3 separate regions of the Homo sapiens genome follow, and all the other regions are linked to region 2. Evidence: chromatin contacts called from ENCODE Hi-C or POLR2A ChIA-PET data. All regions are on one chromosome and are shown on one strand. Each heading gives the region's core, a stretch centred on a gene start or an enhancer-like site at or near the end of the contact. The rest is flanking DNA. Distances are from core to core; before and after follow the strand shown. Region 1 overlaps ZMIZ1 (zinc finger MIZ-type containing 1). Region 2 overlaps ZMIZ1 (zinc finger MIZ-type containing 1). Region 3 overlaps ZMIZ1 (zinc finger MIZ-type containing 1).

The links. Hi-C counts contacts between places; a loop is a spot of excess contacts on that map. ChIA-PET counts read pairs that join two places held with the same protein, here RNA polymerase II (POLR2A). Pooled maps may share reads with other maps.
Region 1: a pooled map shows a loop between it and region 2 (4-fold over the local background). The contact joins two enhancer-like sites. A Hi-C loop is called at or near these places in 1 of 37 single-sample maps with no recorded cell type and 3 of 50 pooled maps. POLR2A ChIA-PET finds 5 or more read pairs at or near these places in 1 of 52 experiments (common myeloid progenitor, CD34-positive).
Region 3: a pooled map shows a loop between it and region 2 (2.7-fold over the local background). The contact joins two enhancer-like sites. A Hi-C loop is called at or near these places in 1 of 168 maps with a recorded cell type or tissue (gastrocnemius medialis), 2 of 37 single-sample maps with no recorded cell type and 6 of 50 pooled maps. POLR2A ChIA-PET finds 5 or more read pairs at or near these places in 1 of 52 experiments (activated CD4-positive, alpha-beta T cell).

What each region holds. Positions count from the first base shown.
Region 1 is chr10:79,135,223-79,139,464 of GRCh38, forward strand. All of the region lies in intron 2 of ZMIZ1 (zinc finger MIZ-type containing 1), which reads left to right. Among named protein-coding and RNA genes, the nearest start is that of ZMIZ1, 68 kb to the left of the region's middle. RefSeq lists an enhancer at 2,025-2,705, a cis regulatory region at 2,410-2,910 and a silencer at 2,496-2,655. Within about 2 kb of position 2,734, at least 19 of the 41 ENCODE cell types and tissues checked have a DNase peak (open chromatin) inside an H3K27ac peak, as active enhancers do.
Region 2 is chr10:79,285,057-79,289,007 of GRCh38, forward strand. The region is part of intron 8 of ZMIZ1 (zinc finger MIZ-type containing 1); the gene reads left to right. Among named protein-coding and RNA genes, the nearest start is that of PPIF, 60 kb to the right of the region's middle. RefSeq lists enhancers at 1-61, 512-701, 915-1,565, 1,112-1,731, 1,566-2,216 and cis regulatory regions at 176-676, 1,164-1,664, 1,262-1,762, 1,278-1,778, 1,287-1,787. Within about 2 kb of position 1,400, at least 23 of the 41 ENCODE cell types and tissues checked have a DNase peak (open chromatin) inside an H3K27ac peak, as active enhancers do.
Region 3 is chr10:79,081,677-79,085,604 of GRCh38, forward strand. All of the region lies in intron 1 of ZMIZ1 (zinc finger MIZ-type containing 1), which reads left to right. Among named protein-coding and RNA genes, the nearest start is that of ZMIZ1, 15 kb to the left of the region's middle. RefSeq lists enhancers at 2,102-2,673, 2,674-3,243, 2,746-2,865, a cis regulatory region at 2,469-2,969 and a silencer at 3,590-3,659. Within about 2 kb of position 2,400, at least 31 of the 41 ENCODE cell types and tissues checked have a DNase peak (open chromatin) inside an H3K27ac peak, as active enhancers do.

The DNA.
Region 1 (4,242 bases), core at 1,484-3,983, 150 kb before region 2:
GTCAGGAGGCCAGGCAGTTGAGGTCAGGGTCAGCAGTGACCTGGGGCAAGGTGGGCCAGGTCTGCAGCCACCACTGCCCCATCCCATGACTGGGCAGATGGTGCCCTCAGATTGTGCCCTTCTCTCCCCAGCCCTGCAGTTGGTCAGAATTAGCCCACAAGAGAGCAGTCATTTGTCCTCCTAAAGGTAGTTTCACTGGGACTCTGTTGGGGGAGGCCAGGAGGTTGGACATTACCCCATTTCCCACCAAGCCACCAGTTGCGAGTGTGTCACTTCACATGGACATGCGGTGCACCTGTTTCCCCTGGCATTGATAGGTGAGACACTGACTGGCCCCTGTTCTCTTTCTTCCTGGCCAATCTGAAAATGCCCAGTTCTCGAGTTAAAGGGATAACAGCTTTGACAAGGCCAGGTGTTGTCTGGGTGGCCAGAGAGCTAAGGGTCAGGGTCAGCGTGGCCCATTGGCCCATTGGAGATCCCCAAGGCTTTGGGGTCCAAGGGCCAGGGTTCCAGGCCTGGCTGCTGCTTCCCAAAGCGTCAGTCTCCTCCTCTATAAGATGGGGACAGTTGTGCTGAAAGGGTTCTGAGGGTCATGTGCAAAGTGTCCCTCAAAGGAAGACTCAGTACAGCCGGCAGTGAGCCCAGTTCCAGGGGCCCTCTCGGCCACCCACCCACCCGCCGCCGCTGTGTCTGTGCCGCCAGAGATCTCCCTCTCATCAGCCCCTTTATCGCCCTGTACACAATCAGGGGAAGCTGGGAAGGCCGCTGGGGCTGAGGGCAGATGGAAAACAAAGAGAGAAAACAAAGGCACTGCTCCTAGGGGGCCAAAAGGCACCTGCCTCCTCCCCCAGGCCTGGCCTTGGCCACCCCAGTCCTCCAGGATCTGCCCCACCCCTCCAGAAGGATAGTCTCAGAACTCATGTAGGTCACCACTCTCAGGGGACCCTCAGGAAGTCACTCGTCTCCAGGCCACCTTTTCTTATCTGTAAAATGAGAGAATTGGACAACAGGCCATGTGACTTTTGGCAAACCTTCCCCCTCTCCCCACCCTCCAGGGTCTCCTTGGGGCAGGCCCAGCTCGTCTCTAGGACCCCCCAGCCTGTCCCAGGAAGTCAAGATGGTGCCCACTTCTGTCTGTGGCAAGGACCCCAGCCCTGCCTTGGGCAGGGTGAGGTAAACAGGAGGCCCCTGTTTCCTGCCGAGATCTTGGGGTGTGCTGGGTGCTCAGTGCATCTGTGTGGAATGAATGAATTATTTCATCAGAAGGGGGCCTACTCAGAGTCAGCCCTAGGTTGCTGCTGCTGTTGAAGCCTCTCAGGGAAGGAGACCCTTCTGGTCACTTGAGGGAGGTGGAGAGAAGTGGTGAAGGGCTGGCAATGGCATCCCTGCCAGGCTGTCTGGGTTCACATCTTGGTTGTGTGACCTTGGACTGGTTTCTTAACCTTCTGTTTCCTCATCTTTAAAAATTGGTTATAGTACTGACCTCATAGGTTGTGGTAAGATTAAGTGGATTAATTTACATAAAGTGCTTAGAACAGTACAGCTAAAGGTTAAATATCACTATCCATTTCATCACTCTTATTATGATTAGAGGGAGGCTTACAGGGAAGCACATGAAGATTAGGCATCCTGGCCTCTCCTGGGCACAGCCCTGGTGAAGGCTGGGAATTGCTGGGAGCTATAGAGTGTTCTAGGTGGGAGGGGCAGCAGTTTGCAAACAGGAACATTTCTATGTAAGTATTTCTGGTAAACTGTTAAACAGGGGCCTCATGAGAAAGGGGCATGGATTCCTAAGAATATAGGAATTTGTTGTGATTTCTTTTCTGATTCTAAATATATATTTGTAATGTTAAATAATTTTTAAAACAGGGCCTCCAAAATTGTATAAGCCTCAGGCCCTGCAACCTGAGCTGTTCCTGATTGTTTCTGTTATTGTGATTGTATTTCTGTGGCCCAGCCCTGTGCTGCCCACTTTGGTGGTCCTGACAGGATGGCCCAGCCTTGGGGTCCCAGGGACCTGTCTTCTCACCCTATGGACAGCGGTGTTATGTGCAGGCTGGCCTCTGAGCTGTAGTCTACACTTCACACCCCAGATGGAGGGAGCTCTGAGGGAGCAGACAAAGGAAAATGGGTACCTCAGGGAAGGTCTCTGAAGGAGTCTTCTCTGCATATGCAGGACACAGAGCCCTGTGCCCAGAGGCTTAGTGGCCAGCCCTGCTGCTCCTACTCACCCGGACTAGGTGTGGCAGGCCAGGCCCCTCTCCCTTCCCACTCCCCCTCGGTATGTGCCCTGGTGGACAGGCAGGGGCGGGTGGGGCCGTGGGAAGCAGGCTGCTGAGTTGGAACAGTCACCCCTACAGTGGTCGTTGAGTGGCTGGCTGTGCACCAAGCTTCAGGTTCCTGCCGGGTGCAGACCCAGAATGGTCCTTGCCCTCTGGGAGCTCTCCCGGTAACTGGGACCACAAGATTTGCACCTGGAAGGGCTAGGGGTGAGCAGGGGAAGGCTGTACTAGACCCATCTCTCTCCGAGAGGAGGCAGGAGAGCCCAGAGGTCGTGAGGGCTGGACCCTGGGGGAGGACCTCTGAGAGGACGGGCCCTCGGCTGGGGGGGGGGTGCTCCTAGGGTGGGCGCTGTGGGCCCTGGCGCCTCTGCCAGCAGCAGGGCCTCTCGGCCCGGGCTCTGACAGGGACATTTATAACTCACAGCTGTGCGGTCCTGGGCCCAACTGACTGTGGTAAACCGATCTGGCTTCAGGAAGTCCCGTCCCGAGGCCACTCCCCATCCCGACCCCCACACTCTCCTTCACCTCCTGACACCCACATCCTGTTCTCAGCGGGAGGGGCAGGCGGCGGGCACTGGGCCAGGGGCCCAGCCAGGGTCTCCAACCTGTGGGCAGAGTGGGAAAGGACAGAGAGCAGCAGTGAGGCCCCAGTGCTGCGGGGTGCCCACCATTGCCAGCCTCCTCTCAAAGCACACACAGGGAGGCAGAGGCCCAGAGGCAGTGCAAGGCCCCCAGGAGCCCACAGGGTCAGAGCGCCAAGAGCATAGGTTGTAGGGCTCAGGGGAATGTTCTGCGCCTCCAGATCTACCTAGAAAGGGGATTCGCCTTCTGGCCTCTGTGGACCCACTCCAGCCAAAAGGAGCCTGACCGGAGGGGCAGAGTGAACCAGAGGCCTCAGAGAATGCTGGGAAAGACGCCATTTTGGGCCCTGGGCCTTGGGCTGGCCCTCCTTTGGGACACCCCGTCCCCAAGATGCTTCGTGCCCATCCCACCTAGATCCTCCCAGCCTAGTTCAAGTGTGGGGCCAAAAATGGTCTTGCCCAGTGCTAGAAAGAGAGACAGTACTAAAGGCTGCAGCACACCATGGCTCTGACCCCTTACATCCCTTGGCCTGATACAATGACCAGTTCTTGGGCCCCATCAGCCAGCCCGCCCCTCCTCCATGCCTCTCCCTCTTCTTCTGCACAACGTTTGCCAAAGCTTGGCCCAGGTAAATCTGGTAGTCTACAGCAAGATTCTAGAATTAGATAGTACCCAACAGGACATACATTTTTGTTTTACTAGTTACAATTTATTAAAGAGTATCAGAAATATATAACTAGCCTATCAAATCAATTATTTCAAGGGCATGATTGCTTTGGACAAGGCCAGATTTATTGGAGCTTAAAAAAAAAGTGAGTGGAAGGTGAACATTAAATTAAGTCATCACACAGGTAGATCTCAGCTCAGACCAAGAATCCTAAAGAGCGTGGAGGAAGAGCTGAAGTTTGGGGAGCACAATCTAACTCATCACCAGGACTCTTTTCTGCTTTAAACTCTGCATCTGGGCCTCCTCTCCCAGTTATAAGCAAAACAGCCAGCCCTGAACCTTGTAGGAGGGGCAAGGGAGTGAGCTGGTTTTCCCGAGGTGCGTACACACATAAAATGGCTCCGAGTGTTGGTCAGGGATCTGGTGAGCAATTCATAATGAGGAAAGAATTCAGGCAGGGGTCACAGAGTGGCTTTGGAAGTGGCTGCCGGCCGGCCGTGTGAGATAATTCCCCGAAGCCAGGCACGGCGCAGAGAGGAGGCCACGGCAAGGGCTTTGTACACCCGGCTAAAAATACCCCCGACAGCTTCTCCCTGTCACCCTGCCTGGGGGCCGTACAGGAAAGTGATGCTGTTCTGCTTTTCCTACTAAGAAGAGAAAGACAACACAAAGTCCCCAGTCCTGGAAGAAACAAAACTTATATTTATATAT
Region 2 (3,951 bases), core at 150-2,649:
AGTGTGCTCCCTTGCCTCGTGGCCATCTCTGGAGAGGGGAGCGTTGCCTTGCTGGATCCTAAGTTCCTAAGACAGTGGTGAGCCTGATACGGTCTGGTGACCCGGCAGCCTTGCCCTTGATTGGCTCTGCTACCTCTGTGAGCCCCAGCTTCTAAGATGGGCATCTGTTGGGCCCACTTAATGGGGCACTGAATGAGTTCTTAGGTGAAGGCCACTTCACAAAATTCCTTGCATCTAGAAGTCACTCAGTAAATCAGAACAACAGTAACAGCGGCAGCCAGCAGTTTCAGGGTGTCCAAGGTGTGCGGGACTCTGGGCCTCATACATGTTAGGCACTTACACTTAACCCTCACGGCAGCCTTCGAAGGGAGGGGCTGAATCAGCCCCATTTCATAGATGAGGTTGCTGAGGCATACAGAGAGTGAGCAGTGGTTTCATCGCTTCCCTCTGTGTCCTTCTCTCACTTTCTGGGCCCCAGTGGCCATGTGGCCACAGACACACTGTGTAGGTGGTCGGTCATCAGGCTTAACGAAATGGACATATTCATTTTCAGCATCACTCCAAGGGTGAGTGCAGAGAGGTGGTTTCTCCCTGGCACATTTTTTTGTTTAGCAAAGGTTTCCTGAGCCCTATTGGTGTGTGAAGACATCATGCTTGGCTCAGGGAGCCCAAGAAATCAGTGACAGCTCCTGAGGCAGAAGGGAGAAGGCAGAGGGTTCTCACTCTTGCCAGGAATGCGAAGAGCCAGTGGAGTTCAGTACCTTCTGCAAGGGCTTCCCGGAGGAGGTGGCCTTTGGAAGAGCCTGGAAAGGATGAATGGCATTTTCAAGGTGGGATGGAACTTGCCAGCCTGAGAAGAGGCACAGAGGCCCCTGTATTAGGGAGCAGTTGGCAAATGGAACCGTTGCTGCTGACATTGCAGATGGCTTCTGGCCTTGGTGCTTCTGTGGGTGGAGCAGGATTGTTGGGGCCGTTTTGGCTGGACAGGACTGTGGCTGGGAGCAGCTTATGGTGTGATACTGGGCAGGCCATGCTGGATTAGGGTTGTACAGAGTGGGACAGAATTATTAAAAAATGCCAAGCACCTGTGACCAGGTGAAGCAAGTCTGCAGGTTAAACTGTGCTCGTCGGAGAGAAGAAGGGCTCTCAGGCACCCTCCAGACCCTCCTCCCATCCCAGCCAGGCCATGCCTTTCTGGTAGCAGCCCAGGGGTCTGCTTGGTCCTTCATCCTTGGGAACAGGGACCAGGCATTCCCCCGGTGGTGGTATCTTGAGTCTAGGCAGTGGCGTCACATCAGCAGGGCTGCTGTGGGGGCCTGCGGGGGCGAGAGCCTTCTCTGCGACAGCAGGAGCCCGTCTCCCCCAGAATGAGATGAGTCACGGTCCTGTCGGTGCGGCTGCCACTTCTGCTTCTGCAGCAGGTGCGTGTGGAGGCAAGCTAGTCCTGAGACTGCCCCACACGCTGTGCCTGTCTCTTCCCCAGTGCACGGGCAGCATGCCAGCAGGGCCTCGCGTGTGTGCACGGATGTGTCCTCCATATGCCTGCGTGCATCTTTGCTCTGGGGCGGCAAACCTTCCAGCCAGGCAGTGGGATGGCCAGTTTGGGAACGTTGGTTAGCTTTGCTTCTCACCAAGTTTGGGGCAGAGGGGACAAAACAGGAAGGAGCTGGTTTCCGCCCACAAGGCTCACCCACGGAGCTGCAGGGCAGTTGGGAGCTTGTTCGTGGGCCTGTGTAGCGTCCTGGGCTGAGGTGATGAGGCAGCAGTTGCCCACTCCCTGGCCACAGGCAGGGCCCTGCCGGCCCCTGGGGCCTCCCATGGGGGTTCATTTCCTGAGCCTGGCCAGGCATGTTCTCAAAGGATAGGAACTTCCGTCTCAAGGCCATCAGCCTGGAGGGTTGGTGGGAACTTGTGGGGCAGAAGTTCTGGGGCGAGAAGCCACTCAGGCTTGGGTTTTGTTCAGATGTAGGGGACCCCCTCTGGTCATCCAGCACACCTAGGACATGGGCCTTGAGGACAGCAGGTGTCCAGGGGATCTCCTCTTTGTTTTGTAAAAGCGTGACCTGTAGAGCCTCCCTGTGAGACTCTGGTGTGCCAGTCTGGAACCAGGTGGTGTGCCGGGTCCCCAGTGACCTCCCTGGGAGACAGAGGCTGTTCCAGCCCAGCCTTCCTGAGGAGCAGGCTCATGGCTACTTTCCTGTGTTTCTCTGCACTGCCCACTCCCTCTGGGCTCCCAGTCTCCAATCCGCCACCTGGAGAGCAGAGTCTGTCGCTATCTGTCACCTTTGGCCCAAGCATCTGGATCTTCAACAAGCCACTACCCATCATTGTGCCTGGCCAACTGAGTGCCCTGAGTACAGCTCCTCTACTCCAAATGCGAGTCCTGCAGTTTCCCCAGAAATCACGAGCAGCGCTCAGTTGGGAAAGCCCTTTGACTGCATTCTCCTCTTTGAGCCACATCAGATTTAGGCTGCTGAACCTGTGTTCAAACCTATTTGACCAAGATCCACGATAAATACACATACGACACCTTGACCCAAGGTGCACATGTATTTGTGTATAAAACCAAGACAGAAGCTCAAGGACTAATCTTCATCTTTATTGTGTGCTCACACTCCATCACTTTCTAGTTGATGCTTTTTTCTCCCCTGCTGGTTGGATGTCATCACCTGCTCAGATTCTGTAACCCACAGTTGGAAAACACAGAGTAGAGTGGGGAGGTATCATCTGATGCCCATTTTACAGATGAGGAGATTGAGTGAGGAAACTTGCACCAGGGTCCTAAGCACAAAAGTCTCTGCCGTCACAGAGCTGTTCTAGAGGCAGACAGACAATAATCAAAAAAATATATAATTAGGACAGTGGTGGAGTGCTATGAAAAAAATTCCAGTGCCAGGGTGAGGGGGCAGGCAGTGTCGGGTAGGAGCTGCTTTTTTATACGAGGAGGGCGGGGGAGGCCCCTCCAGCGATCTCAGACAGGAAGAAAGCGAGGGGCTGGCCAGGCTGAGAAATCTAGGGCAGAGGGTATCCAGGCAGGGGAGGGGCAAGTATGAGCAGACAGTGGTGTGGTCCTGCCCTCCAGGCTGGTCGCCTCTGCAGGAGCCCGTCAGACTTGACCAGCATTGCCAAGAGCTCAGCCGGGCAAGGCACAGAGCACAAGACTTGGCTGCCCTGATCTCCGCTGCCTGCGGGTCATGCAGCCCTCCGCCTCCCTCTGGGAAGTCCTCACCTCTGGGCTGGGCTCCTTGCATCCCCAGAGGTGCCTCCTCAGCACCTCCATCCCCAGTTGCCCTGGCTGCTAGGGTTGGACTGGCCACTCAGCTAGGGTACAAGTCTGCCAGGTGTGACTGAGAACCTTTGCCATTTGCTGTCTCCTGTGACTAAGACAGACACAAGCCAGACAGAGGCATGAGGCTCTTTCCTGTTGCCCGGCCCTTCTCCCAATTTCCCTCCCCCAACACACATACGCACACACACATACACACACACACACCCTGTGCCCTGGGTAGAGGCAGTGGCACAGCTGTGGGCGCTTTGCTTTTCTGCTCTTCCTGGTTCCACATCTAGAATTTTGTGACTTGGTGAGGGGGTGGTGCCAGAGAGCCAGTGCCGGCTCTGGTGGGAGAGGCAGCTTCATCCCCAGCCTCCTGGGGGCTGGCACCCTGGCAGGTCTTCATGCCCTGCCCCTTCGCTGGGATCTGCTGGCCTCACTCTTGTGCACCCCAGCAGTCGGTAGGAAGCATCACTGGACACTCACTGTAGACCTAAGCACAAGAGGTGGGGCTGAAGGCTAACTCCTTGCTTCTGATACGTGAGAGCTCCTTGGGGAGATGTCCACAAACGTGGTGGGTACTGCTGGACCTGGTGAGGGGAGGAGGGGAAATATGGTCCGGGTTGGTAGAGAGGAGGCAGTGTTTAGGGGCAGGGGCAGCTCCACGAGAGGACAGAGCC
Region 3 (3,928 bases), core at 1,150-3,649, 200 kb before region 2:
GCCACTTAGGCGCATCTTGCCTAAGTGTCTACAGGCCCCTGAGACCTGGGCTCTGTGCAAGGAGCGCTGGATTTAGAGACAGAACTTCTGGCCTCCTCCTGCCAGCATCGCTGGGGGCTGTCGCACGAGTCCAAGGGGAAGGCCAGCACGTTGCATGCTGTCCAGTATCACTGCATCGGGGAGTGTAATGTTTCATTACCATGTGCAATGATGGTAATGGCAGCACAGAAAGGCCCTGGAGACCATCCAGGCCAACCTTCTCATTTAGATGCTGAGTCAAACCCCAGAGGGGACGAGGTCACACGACAAGTCCCTGGCAGAGCTGGAGCTAAAATCCAGGTGTTCCCACCATCTAGCCAGTGCCCAGCCCTGCCTGTTACTCCACAGAAACCCTTTGCTGGAGTAAGGCACAGGAGAGGTGCCTCCATGGCTGTGGCAGTGGCACTGGCCTGGCCTGGGACTCACCTTCCTCATTTTGCAAAGCGGCTGGGCCTTTCGGCTCTGGCTGTGCCCACCAGAAACACTCGTCCTGGGGGCAGGCACTCGGTGCCTATGGTCTTGGTAAGACAGCTGGCTCCTCCAGCCTGGGGGCCGCTGCCCTATAGCAGGACACTTTCTCTCACTTCCTGGCTTATATGGGGCTGCCTTGCATTCCGCCTTGGGTGGCAACAGGGTCCTCAGGAGCCCACCTGAGACCCCACGCCCAGCTTTTTGGCTCATCAGGCTCATTTGGTGGCCTAGACCATGGCTTGAATTTATGGTCTGAGATGCAGCCTGGTGTGATCCCTTCCAGGCCCCTAAGACCCAAAGATGCCCAAACTATTGGAGCAGGAGGGACCTGGGCAGCCAGTCTACTTAATGCCCTTCTCATCCCATTTCCCAGATTAGAGCCCTGAGGCCAGAGAGGGAAGGAATCCAGCTGCAGAGCTGCAGGCAGGATCCCATGTCCTCCCAGCCTCACTGGCTTGGTCTCCCCCTACTTTCACCCTTTGCGCCCGAGGCTGTCCTTGGCCTTCCCAGGCTTTGTGTGGAGTGAAGGACGATGGGGGACAATGGGCAGAGTAGCAACTGCTACTTTTCCCTCAGGGCTCCTCTAGACCTCTGCCAGGCCCTGCGTCACTTCCAGTTCTGGGGAGCCCATGCACTGAATGGGCTGGGAGGGTCCTGCTGGTGGGGCCTCGTGCCAGCCTGAGAACAAGGCTTCCTGGCTGGGCTTGAGTCCCCAGCACTCTGGCCCTGGGGAGGGCAGAGTCTGGGGTCCTTTTGTGCCTCCCCTCGCCCAGCTACCCAAGGAAGGTGGATTCATGTATTCCTTTGTCAAGTTTATCAAGCACCTTCCATGTGCCAGGCACTCTTCCAGGCCCTGGGGATACATTGGTGAATTTGACAGGGGCCCTGCTTACATTCTAGTAGGCGAGACAGTCAGCAGGTCAACAACTTAATGCATGACATCATGCCTGAGTTATAATCAGTGCTTTGAAGAAAAATAAACCAGGATAAGGTGATATAGGGACATGAGTGGGTGATGGGGCTTCTTTAGGTGGTGTGGTCAGGGAAGGCTTCTCTGAAGAGGCTGCATTTGAGCACATACCTCAGGGAGACAGGGAAGTGAACTCCATGAACATTTGGGAGAAGAGCTCTCCAGGCAGTGGGAACAGCATGTGCAAAGGCCCTGTGGCAGATGCTTGTTTGGCGTGGTCTGGGAAAAGCAGGGAGGCCAGTGTGGCTAGATGGAGTGAGGGAAGGAGAGAGTGGGGAGGAAGTCAACAGAGTGATCAGGGACCAGGTGATAAGGGACAGAGAGCCTTATCAAGTACAGGAAGGGCTTCTGACTTCATGCTCAGTGATTTGGAAGCCACTGAAGGATTTTAAGTAAAGGACTGAGGCTATCAGATGTGTCCCTCTAAGATCTCTGGCTGATGAGCCGAGAATAGACTGAAGGGACAAGGGTGGCCACAAGGAGACCATCTGGGCAGCATTTACAGGAACCCAGGAAAGGATGCTGGCGGCTTGGACCAGAGTGTTCAGTGGAGGTAGTGAAACAAGGTCGGATCCTGAATGTATTTTAAAGATTGACTGAGGCTGTGGCCAGGAGCCCACTGGGAATGCCTGTCCACCTCCGTGAAACAGGCTGAGCTAGAGAACTGGCTCAAGTTGCTGTGTCCTGGGAGTCTGAGCCCTTCTCCTTTTGTGCTTGTCAATTCCTGTGCCTCAGCCACTCTGTCATAAGGTGGCCTTTTAACAGTTGGAAAAATAGAGGCATAGTGGGTCTTCCTGATACCCTTGTCTACCCTTGGAATTCTGATATTCTGCATTTGGTCTCTCTCCTCCCCTCTGGCTGATTCCCTGGCATTCATCCCCTGCATGTTCATACACTCCACTCTATGCACCATAGTTTCCCAACATGTTAGTCATCCTCTATCCCGAGGCCTTTGCATATGCTAAGTCCTCCACCTCCACTCTTCAGTCAGGTGAACTCCTACCCATCCTTAAGAGCCCAGCTCAAAAGCTGCCATCTTTGAACTCTCTCCCCTGACACTCTCAGGCACTGAGGATTTCTTCTCCACTGAAAATTCTACTCCTCTCCCTCCCACACTCTATTGCAAGGGATCAACTGCGTGGGGCTGGGTCTGTGCCTTCCTTCACACCTCCTCTTTCTGTTCTGTGTCCTCACAGCCTGGCCCAGGGCCAGCACAGAGGAGGGAACAAAAACATTTCAGTGTATTCCTGGAGCAGTAGTTGGTTACTATGGAAACAAGGAAGTGTTGCAACTTCCTGAACTTGAGGTTGGGGTCAAAGAGGGCAGCTCTATCTTGGCCACACGGGATCAACCCAAGATGGCCATGCTGAGGTTCTTATTAATTCAAAGTCACTTCGGACAGGCTCTTTCCCATCCCTGAGCCTCAGCTTACCCCATCAATAAGATGCAGGTGTTGGGACTGCTTGACTGTCTGCTCTAACGTTCTGTATCCTTGTGCCTCCAATCCTGCCGTATGAACACAGGCAGGTCCTTTGCCCTCTTTGAGCCTCAGTTTCCCTATTTTGTTGACCTCTCTCCAAGAACATAGCTGCCTGAGTCAAGCAACTCCAGAATCCTAGGGTCAGCGGCTGGGCTGGCCGTTGATGATTGAACTGGGATTCTTGTGACTTGCAGAGGCACAAAGAGGGAAGTCCTGCTTTCCAGGGTGGTGGGGTGGGGGTGGGGGAATGAGGCAGCAGGAGGGTGGGTTGGTAGGGATAATCCAGGCCGGCTCACTCTGGCCTGAACCTGCACAGGCCCCTGGGTCTCCTTTCTTCACCTTGAAGGTGGCAGGAGCTAGTGCTTGCCAGGGGCCCTTGGCTCTGCCGGACGCTGCCCGCTCCGCATTCTGGTGCCGTGCCATGTAGATCCCGGCCTGTGCTCTGAGGGCCACAGGTCCTGTGGTGGCCCCAGAGGCTGCCTGCTGCCTGTGGTGGCAGGGCTGAGTGGGTGGGCACCATGTTCTTACTGTGTCTCTTCTCTCTCCACTTCATTGCTCAGAAGCCAAGAGTTAGCCAAGCACAAAACCACAGCCTGGCTGCTGGCACCCTCCTCTGCAACCCTGCAGCACCTGGGCAGGCTGGTTCTGGGGGCTCAGCACCAGTCACCAGGGCTCGGATGTAGCCTCCTCAAGCTGGGGGTGGGGGTCAAGGGGCCAACATGCCCAGCGTGACGCCAGGCCCGCAGTTGAGTTCCCACCTGCCATTTGCACATGCCATTGGGCAGAGTGGGCAGAGGCCTCAGCCCGCATAACGCCCCACCCTGACTCCTGCCTGGCACTCAGGTGCCGTCTGGCCTGCACCAGACCCAGAAAGAGTGACCTGGGATGAGAGGCCTTCCATGGCTCTCTGGGCCTGCCTCCTCATCTGAAAAATGGGCAGAGGGTGCCCGCCTCCCATGGCCACCAGG